Regions from separate parts of the Homo sapiens genome. Here region 2 is linked to region 1. Evidence: chromatin loops called from intact Hi-C (ENCODE). Cell type or tissue: mammary epithelial cell. All regions are shown on one strand.

Evidence for each region. A loop is a pair of places that touch in the nucleus more often than their neighbours do. Peaks named below come from ENCODE experiments on the same cell type or tissue, not always from the same donor. Only the 100,000 strongest peaks of a DNase experiment are listed, where the experiment ranks them.
Region 2: a loop joins it to region 1, with 4 times the contacts of the local background. A loop is called at or near these places in 5 of 110 quality-filtered maps.

Annotation. Positions count from the first base shown.
Region 1 is chr4:121,459,926-121,464,925 of GRCh38, reverse strand. The region is part of intron 1 of LOC107986309 (a long non-coding RNA gene); the gene reads right to left. Among named protein-coding and RNA genes, the nearest start is that of QRFPR, 81 kb to the right of the region's middle. RefSeq lists a silencer at 2,083-2,132. In mammary epithelial cell, a CTCF peak has its summit at 2,055 (motif pointing left); a DNase peak (open chromatin) is centred at 2,055.
Region 2 is chr4:121,371,495-121,376,494 of GRCh38, reverse strand. The region is part of intron 1 of QRFPR (pyroglutamylated RFamide peptide receptor); the gene reads left to right. Among named protein-coding and RNA genes, the nearest start is that of QRFPR, 7.0 kb to the left of the region's middle. In mammary epithelial cell, no CTCF peak of the experiment used is centred here; DNase peaks (open chromatin) are centred at 1,024 and 2,474; H3K27ac peaks cover 2,874 bases.

The DNA of each region.
Region 1 (5,000 bases):
GCTGTTTTTCTTTTTTTCTGGTGGCTGAGGCTCTTCACCTGAGAGCTCATTCCCGCCACCTCCTCCACAAATATGCACATTCTGAGTTTATCGTGTTTGAGAGGGACTGAGGTTTGGCTTCCTTAGACACATTGCCTGACACAGTAGCCCATTTAAAAATTTCCCAATTTGGAGAAAAATGAATTTACAGGCCCAAATAACAAAGTTTTTGATAACTACAACTATTTCAAAACAAATATGACATATTAGATCACAAATTCCATCAGAAACAGAAATATTAAAACAGATGGACCAAGAATTTAAAATTAAGCTAAAAAACAATGCTAGACGAGATTAGGGACACATCACTAATATGAAAGAAGGACAAAGAAACATAAAAAAGGATCAAACACAAATATTAGGTATAAAATCACAATATCTGAAGTAAAAGACATCTTGAACAGGCTATACAACAAAATGGATACAGTTAAGAAACAAATTAATAAATTGAAAGATCAGATTTGGGGAATTTCCTTGAAGGAGGGAACAAAAGAAAGAAAAATATGTATTTTTTAAATTTAGCAGTACTTATATCTGGGTAGTAGAAATCTCAGAAAGAGGGAGAAATAAAAATGGGGAGGGGGTAATACTTGAAGGCATAATGGAGAAAATTTCCTGGAATAAAAAAATAAGATGCAGACCCTCAGATTGAAGAGATCATTTAAAGACGAAGATGATAAAGGAAAAGCCACACTTAGACAAATTACAGTACAATTTAGGACCTCAAAGACAAACAAAAAATCCTAAAAGTTGATAGAGAAAAGGCGGATTGCATAAAAAAGAAAGAAGCAGCAAATTTCTATCAGAATTCAAAAAAATAAACAACTGGAAGCAAGAAGACTATCGTGTCTTTTCAAAGAATTAAAGGAAAAGAAATCTGAACTTAGAATGATATGTCCAAACTGTCATCCAAAGATCAGAGCATAATAAAAAATATTCTCAGAAATACAAAGCATCAGCAGCTGAGACCTTCACTGAAAATAGTTTTTGATGAAGTACTAAAATAAGAGATTATTAAAATCCGGGAGAATGAGAAGACAGAATAATACCTAATGTATTTTACCTGATAAAGTTTGTTATCTATAAAATAAATATCTAAGACCAAGAAAAATAAGAAATGTATTTGTAATAACAGAATTAAAAGACTAGAAAATATCAACATGATGAGTATTAGGGTAGAAAGGGAAACAAAGAGATGTCCAATTGAACCATTGTTCTTTACTTATTGTGGTGTCAGTATAAATATCAGCATTTCTTTTTAAATGTAAGAAAGAATTCAAAAGAAACAGAAAATGGGAGTCCATTGAAATATGTCCATCTATATCTGATTCTCTTTCCTTACAGGGACAGAGTAAGGATTCTGTCCCTCTCACTCTTTAAAGTTAGTCCTGTAGCTTGCTAGGACAATGTAACGAGCACAAAAGCCACATGTATCACTTCTAGACAAAACCTTTTTATTTTCATTGAGACACTGTCATTTCCTTTTCACTGCTTCAGAAATTGATAAGGCTCATGTTGAAGCTTGGTTAGCCTGGGAACCTGAGTGGCTATGATGAGCAAAGCCCCACTGCCAAACCTTCTTGGCAGCAAATAAACTCAAGGTGCAAATGAGGTCTTGGGAGTTGGTTGTTACTGCATTATAACTGAGCCCCTACTAACAGAGATGTCTGGGTCTGTTTCGAGAACATTTTTTACCCATTTATTTCTATTCTTAAGGGCTGATCACAGAAAAAAAAAATGGGATGTGTTACGAGGTCCTCTCCCTGTATGAATCAGGTACCTGAATCAGGTAATCAATTACCTGATTCCGAGACTGCCTGGTGGTATGTTGGACTATATCTAGCAATTCTTTAGATGCCTTTTCTAGAAGTGAGTTATCCCTGAGCCAAAGGGTGCCAGTGGATATCTACCCTTAATAACTAAAGTGCAAAGAAGTTGAAACAACTAGAAATACAACAGTACGTGCTTTGTTTATGAGATGCAACAGGTCTTTGAACAAGTTCCTCTTTGAACAAGTGCCCTCTAGCGGGGATGCTAAGAGCTAAAGGAGGAAGTGAGCTATTGTTTCCAAACTGAGAAGGTGCCAAAGGCAAGACAGGATGCATTCTTAGGGTCTGCTCACCAGATAACTGCTGAAAGAAATCACCAGGAGATTTTGCTGCTTGTGAGATTACTTGCTGCTAAAAGCAATTGCTTAAGAGTATTACTGGAGATGTTTAGCTGGTGTCTGTATCTCAAACTTTAATGTTCATGTGAATTGCCTGGGAATCCTGTTAAATTCAGACTAATTCAGTCCATTTGGGATGAGGGTGGAACAAAACTGAATGGTTCTAACAAGCTTCCAAGTAATGCCAAAGCTGCTGGTTCTCTGATTGCACTTTGAGTAGCAAGGAGCTAACATAATTGTTCTCAACCATGGCTGCATATTAGGATCATCTGGAGAACTTTGAAAATGCTGATGTCTGGATACCATCCTCATATGTTTTGATTTAATTGGTCTAGGAGTGGCCCAGGGCCAGGGTCTTTAGGCAACACTAATATGTTGCCAAGGGTCAGAATGACTGAGCTAAAACCTGCGGCTCCTTCTAATGAGCACAGCATCAAGGACACAGCTGGACATTAGTCCCCACTGTTATCCATAGGAGAAGGTAGAGATTCTTAGTACTTTAAAAACAAAAATAATAATTATAATTAGAGGTTATCATTTCCTGAACACTTATTATATGTCAACAACTCTACAAATTACATTAATTCTCTAATTTAATTGTTACAAATGTTATAGGGTAGGTACCTTTACTAATTCTATGTATAGGTGAGGAAATTGGGGTTCAGAGAGGCTATGTAAATTGCCCAAGTTCTTATAGCAACTAAATTAATAATGTGGAGGTAACGCCAGGCAATCTAACGCTAGAGCCCTTACACTTAGTCACTACACTGCTCAGTGTTTTGTAGTGAAGAAAATGGATAATCATTTTCTCTAGGAAACACCACGGAAACAAGCCCATAAGCTCTGGGTGGGAACTCAAATAAAGACTCTACAGAGAAGCTCTAAATACCAATTAGGTCATTGTGGGAAAGTGAGAAATCTCACACAATGAGCATTTTTTTGAACTACATGTCTATCCTTGTATGGAATATGTGCATTTAGTCTCCCTCCAGATATTTCTGCTCCTGTCTATTTACCTCTTTCCAGGTGATGTTTCCAGAATATCTGTTCCTAGTTATTTGGGGAAGAAGGTTTGGTTCTCATATACACTTGAGTGAGAGCAGGCTGCAGGGTGAATCTCTGAGGTCACCTTGCCCCTGCCAGTCTCAGGTATCTGGTCACCCTATAGCTTCTCTCAAGCTAGAGCTTCTCAATGAACTGTGCTGCTTCTGTGGGCCCTGGTGGAGACAGTGTAGGACAGGAAGGGTGCACCACCCTTCCCATAAGCAGGCACAATGCCCACTGACTGTCCATTAACTTCCAAAGCACCATTGCCCAACACAAGGCTGGCACAGGAAACAGATTCTACCAGGTAACTATTGAAGAATAACTAGAAGAGATTACAACAGTGGGGGGAATAACCTAACATTTGATGCTAAATAGCATTCTTTCTCAGAAGCCAAGGGAAAGGAAAAGGTAAATGCTTCCAGGATGTCTTCTCATAGGCATAACCATTTTACAGTCTTAGGGTTCCCCTCCTTTGCCTCTCTTCAAAAAGATAATCTCCTCTTCAGTTTCACAGAATAAATCCTCTCTAACTACAGGAAAACCTTATTTCCCACCCTAGAATTCTTTTCCTAGGGTGCTTTCCCTCTCCCCTTACTGCTAACCAGGACAATGGGACTCAATATCTATGGCTGCCCCCTTCTCAGAGGCTGGGTTCCTCTTTTGAAAACACATGGGGCTGCACCTTTGGTGGTCAGGTGCAGCCTCTGTCCTCTGCTGGTGGGACTCCAATATGTGTCGTTGCCTGCTTCCATGGCCTTGCAGATTCACTCCTGGTCTCCTGTGGTAGGTAACATCCCTGCACCAATTTCCACCTCTCCTTCCCCCTGTCTCTCTCTCAGGCACTGAGACACACCCCAATATCTCAAGGACAAACAATGCCTTGGAGAGACAGTGTAAACAACAGCGAGACAAAGGAAAGCACCTTCCTGGTGGGCTCTTCTACCTGCTAATTACTTACAGGGAGTCATATATAAACATTTCACTGCCCAAATAATGAGATCCTTGTCCACAAAATGATGCATGGTGGTTTCAGTTCTTTTTTTCCTCACCCTTTCCAGCTTCTCAGCATAATAAGCAATGCCTATAACAGAACTTAACCAAGAGTCTCCTTTTTCTGAGACACTGCTGCCCTTCATTAGAAGACAAAGCAATGCTGTAACATATGATAACACTGCTTTTCCTGCCAGTACCTTAGCTTTGAGGATGCAGCTCAGAGAAGGAAGGCACATTCGAACCGTCTCTGTACTAGCCTTTTTGGAATAGGGCATACTTCAATTTTACTGTAGCCCTGAGAAGATGCACGGTAAAAAAAAATAATCAAAGTCTTTAGTATCAGAGAGACAAGGGTTGAAGCTTCCATTCTTTATTTACTAGCTCTGGGACCTTGGACAACGTACTTAACCTTTCGATTTTCTTACCTAAAATGGGTTAATACTTTTGCCTTATTAGATATGAGGACTAAATAAAATATGCATACAATTTAGCTGGTATATAGTTGATAAACATAAATAATAGTGTCCTTCCTTATCCCTTCTAACTTCTGGGATATTTCTAAATATTTATTTTGGGGGTATGCATATGTGGAATTCTTTGTGTTCTTATAGCAGCATTCTGATACAAAATCAAATCAGACTAAACAATTTACTGGAATCATCCTTTTTAACCCTTACAAGAACCCTATGGAATTGGTGCTAATATAATCCCTATTTCACAGATAAAGGAATTGAGGTTAAGGCAACACGCCCCA
Region 2 (5,000 bases), 88 kb after region 1:
ACATTGAGTTTTCTTTTGTACACTGCTGGGACCATGAATAATAGGTGAGGCAAAGTGTAGCCACAAACATGTTTTTACATGAATTACACTAAAGTTGGAAAGAGATACAGCTGATCCACAGCATCTAAGTGTGCCCAGCATGGAGGCAAGCTGACATTCAATTCCTTTCATCCACCTTACCATCATTGCCTTATTGGCTTACCTTTGATCTACCAGTTGACTCACTCTCTACTCCCCAGGACTCCTTCCAACATGGAGCTAGCAGAAGTGGCGATTCTCTGCACCCAAATATTATAAATGGCACATGTTTATGAGTTTTTTGTTACTCATATGAGGGTGGAGTTGCTCTGCCATGGCCCTTTCCTTTAGGAAAGTTTTGTCTCTGTTCTCTTCTCTGATTTACTGGGCTAGACTGCAGAAGTGGATTTGTCCATTGCCTCCTTAGGGCCACCAAATTTACCTGTCCTTATCTGCAGCCTGTTCCTCCTCATTTTGTTTTGTTTTTTCCTCCTTTTTATCTTTTTCTTCACAATGTCCAAATGCTCCTCCAAATTCACTCACTGAACATGTTCTGTTTCTTCCAGCTAAATACAGAACTGATTTTGCTTGTGACCAGTGCTGCAGAACACCACTCTCTTCTCTAAGTTTCCATGAACTAGTCTTTTTTTGCCTCTTTGTTTCCTTTATGTCCCTATCTCTGTATTTTCTGCCTTTTGAGAGTTCTCAATCTTTCTCTTATTTTGCGAGTAAGTGTCCACTGAAGCTTAGCATGCAACCTCTTTTCTTTCATCATCAATTTCTGCATAGAGGCTATAGTCATGACTCTCACTTCTTTGCTGATGGTTCTGAAATAGTATCTAATCAATATCATAAGCCATGGTCTTTCACCTGATCTGAAGACTTGGCACTTACACATGAATATATTACCAGCATCTCTCATTCTCTCATGGTATCTTGTTCCTCTGCCCAAAGTCTAAAGTATTATTAATGGCACTATGAGTCATTCCTGTATTCAGCATTTCTTGGGTATTTCCTGTGTGCACTGGGATATTGCAGGTATTGAGAAAGCTGTGTTTCTGTGGAAAAGCCAAGTTTCCATTAGACTAAGAAGGGGGAGGAAGCATTCAAAGAAGTAATGGAGAATGCAGGGCATTTTGTAGATGTCAGGGTTCCAGAGCACACAGTGCAAGTATTGAGGAGTAGGGAGCTTGAATCAGATTAGGGGATGTTCACAGTCTGATGGGTTTGAGTCCAAAGTTGAGGGATAGGCTGGGAGAGAATGGGACTCGTGGTAGCTGAGGTAAATGAAAACTTAAGGCATAGGAATGTTAATTCTGAACACTTCCCAGGAGGAGACAGAAAATCAGTTCTAATGCTAGCCTGCTTTATGACTCTAAGCATTAAGAAGATGAAATGGGGAGTGTTTGGGGTGTGCCTGGAGTAGTGGCCTTGCTAGGATCCTGCTGGGTTCTGTATCCACTTTCATCCTGCTGTGGATTCCGGCACAGCCAGAGGGAGGATGGTCTCCTCAGGTGCACACACAGCTCTGCAGCACTCCCCCAAATCCTGCCGTGGGCAGTGAAAAGAATTTTCTAGCAGTGGCTGGCAAATTGACTAAAAGCAATTCCAAAAAAAAGGAGTTTGAAATATATTCTAAGTAATGGCAGCATCGTTGGGGGAAGTACACATTCATGCACTTTTACTATCTTTGAAGAGTATTAGGGTAAGAAAACACAGAAAATTAATTTTCTCAGCAGCTGATATGAGAATTCCTCTTAGAGTGGTAATGCTCAATCTTGGCAACATGTAGTAAATCATCTGGGAGTTTTTTAAAACACAGATGCCTGGTTCCTACCCCTGGAGATTCTGATTTAATTGGTCTGATTATAATTGGTATGGAGTTTTCAAAAGTTCCCAAAGTTAGAAAAGTTATAATTTGCAGCCAAAGTTGAAAGCCACTGATGTAGTGTAAATGCTGACAGCACCAGGAGTTCCCCAAGTTAGAAAAGTTATAATTTGCAGCCAAGATTTAAAATCATTGATGTAGTGTAAATGCTGACAGCTCCAGGACTCAGGCTGATATGAAGATTAAAAGAAATAATAGATGTAAACACTTTTTAAAAAAGTATAGTGCCTACCCCATGTACCAGCTCAATATAGCTATTATATATTTAAAAAATAGCAATGGCAGTCAGAATGCTTAGAAAATGCAAAAGTAGATTATATTAACTGGAGTCCAACAAGGAGCTCAGAGGCAATTCTTCCGTTTTCTGCAGCCTATTGCGTCTTTACTAAAGCCCTTAACGTTTTTAGAGTCTTTCAAGATGAATTTGGAAAGGATTCAAAAATGGTGAAAAGATTGGAATATAAGACATACAAAGAAATATAAGAAGAATTATTCTCTTGCCTGGAGAATAGAACTTTAGTTATAAATTAGCACACCTCACCACAAAGGTTTTTCAGTCTATTTTGCCCAGGGCCACAGCGGATGTGGGCGGGTAACAGAATGGTAGTAGGCGAAGCTCCAAGCTTCATTATAACAGCTCCTGTCTCTCTTTTTAAGAATTAGAATTTTGCATGACTTTATATGAAAAATGAAAGGATTTAACTGGAAGGAAAGGAGGGAGAGAAAGAAAGCACTCACTGTACACAACATGAAATGTTAGGGTGTGTTTTTAGAGATTGAGAGCTGATACATTGTGAAATGAATTAAAGGAGGTTGTTGAACTTCATTTAGTGAAAAGATCTTAATTTTGAGGGCCAATTCAGAACAGAGAGCTTAACCTGGAACTTCTTCGGTCCCATTTTATTATTCAATCAGTGACTAGAAAACATCAGTTACATGTGTTATATAATTTTTTTCTATGATATTTCAGAAATTTTAGAGTTCTTGGGGAAATTTACATATGGTAAGATTGGTGTAAAATCAACAGTATTGTGGGGCTTAAAAAGTCAACAGAAATGATAAAAGCTATTGATGAAGAATAGTCTTTTTAAAATAAGGAAGTATTAAAAAAGATGTAAATTAAACAGAGGTCCAACAGCAACAGTAGTTTGGAAATAAAGTCAGGAATTATGCTGTGGACAGCCTCTGGTTGATCTTTCCTAGAATCAATTACGTGCACACTTTGAGAAGAAAAGATGCTGTAGGTCACTAAATTTTTTTGGTAGGTGAGAGAGTGGCAGTAACAGCAACAGCATTTATGTAAAAGATTCTCTCTACTTAGGACAAGAACAGTTTACATTTAAAATAATGACAAGGATTTAGCAGTAAGAAAGTTTTAAATATTTCACTGTGCACTTAGGAGGCATAAAATGAATTCCCTTTTAGTTTGCTTTTCTAAAACATAACTATTCTTTGATAAGTTGTTGATTTATTAGGATTCTTGTTTGTGGGAAGAGAAGCCCAACTTAAATTACCTTAAGAAAAAAAAGGGAATATTCTACCTCTGCAACTGAAAAGGTCAGAGTTAGGGCTGGTTTTAGGCATAACTGGATTAAGGTCTTCAACAGTGATCATCCTCCCCCTCGGCGGCCAGCTCCACTTCCCTCTGTGTTGTGGTTTCATTCTAGAGCTGTCTTTTGCCCAAGTGTGAAAGATGACCCCAGGAGCTATAAGCTTACATTTTCTTTAAAACTCCCTGTCTCAAACCAAGTGTCCATCGATGGACAAATGGATATACAAAATATGCTGTGTATACACACAGTGGAATATCACTCAGGCATGAAAGGGAATGAAGTTCTGATACTTACTACAACATGGATGAACTTTGAAAGCATTATGCTCAGTTAAATAAGCCAGACACAAGAGGACAAATGTTGTGTGATTCTACTTACATGAACTATTTAGAATAAGCAAAGTCATAGAGACAGAAAAGGTACTAATGTTACCAGGGGCTATGGGGAGGGCAGAGTGGGGAGTTATTGCTTAATGCTTAGATTTCTGTTTGGGGTTATGAAAAAGTTTTTGAAACAGATAGTGGTGTTCATTGCACGACACTGTGAATGTGATTAATGCCACTGAATCATACACTTAAAAATGGCTAAAATCATAAATTTTATGTTAGATATATTCTACCACAATAAAAAATTCTAGAACAAAAAATAAAACTTTTTATCTCAGGAAATGAGAGAGAATACTTCCCGGTAGTTGCAGAAAATTCTGGAAGGATTCTAGCCAGTTTGGCCTTGCTGTCTTACCCATAGAACTAATCACGCACCTCAGGGAGCGCCATCGTCACTCCTATTCAAACACCCAGAGATACCCCCTACAGCAGGAAGAAAAGCCTATTGAGGAGCCACTGTGAGGCAGTTTCTTATCCCTGTCTTGTGGGAGACTGACCTTCTCTTATCTATCTCCCGTTTGGTTTCCGTTGAGTGTAAGACTTCCCTCCTTTCTCCCCACCTTGCTCCCACTTAAGGTTCAGCTACAGTCTTTTGTGTAAGTCTGTACAATTTCTTGGCCGTGGTTTAAGGGTTGCTCCTCCCCAGCAGGGCAACCCATTGCCCATACTGTCAGTCATCTTGCTCTTCAAGGCTCAGTGTCTTCCTGTGTTGATCTTGCCTTTGGCATCTGTGCAAGTAATAAACTTCCTGAATCCATTGATGCTCATTGTCTCCTTACTAACTGAATCAATGGAAGTGTGACAAGCTAACAACTGTAGTAGTGACACTTGGGACCCTGTTAGCCACTAAGCCCCTTGGAAAGGCTTGACTGCTTAGCATGAAGTTCTTCCATAGGAAGGTACTCAGGGTAGATATGTTTAGCAGAGTTGGCCATTTATGTCTAGTGGAGTGAGTCAACTTACAGGGACTAAAGCTCCCCGATCATATGTCTTCCCATAAGGCCAAGCCCTGCACTAGGTTTCTCAGGACCAAGCTGAACCAGAGTTCTGAGTGGCTCTTCCTTGTCTGCCTTTCCTGGTCTGGGATGGAGTGCTGGGATCTCCCTCTGCTGCTCCCATCTCATTTATTGATATATACTCCCCAGTGGACCAACT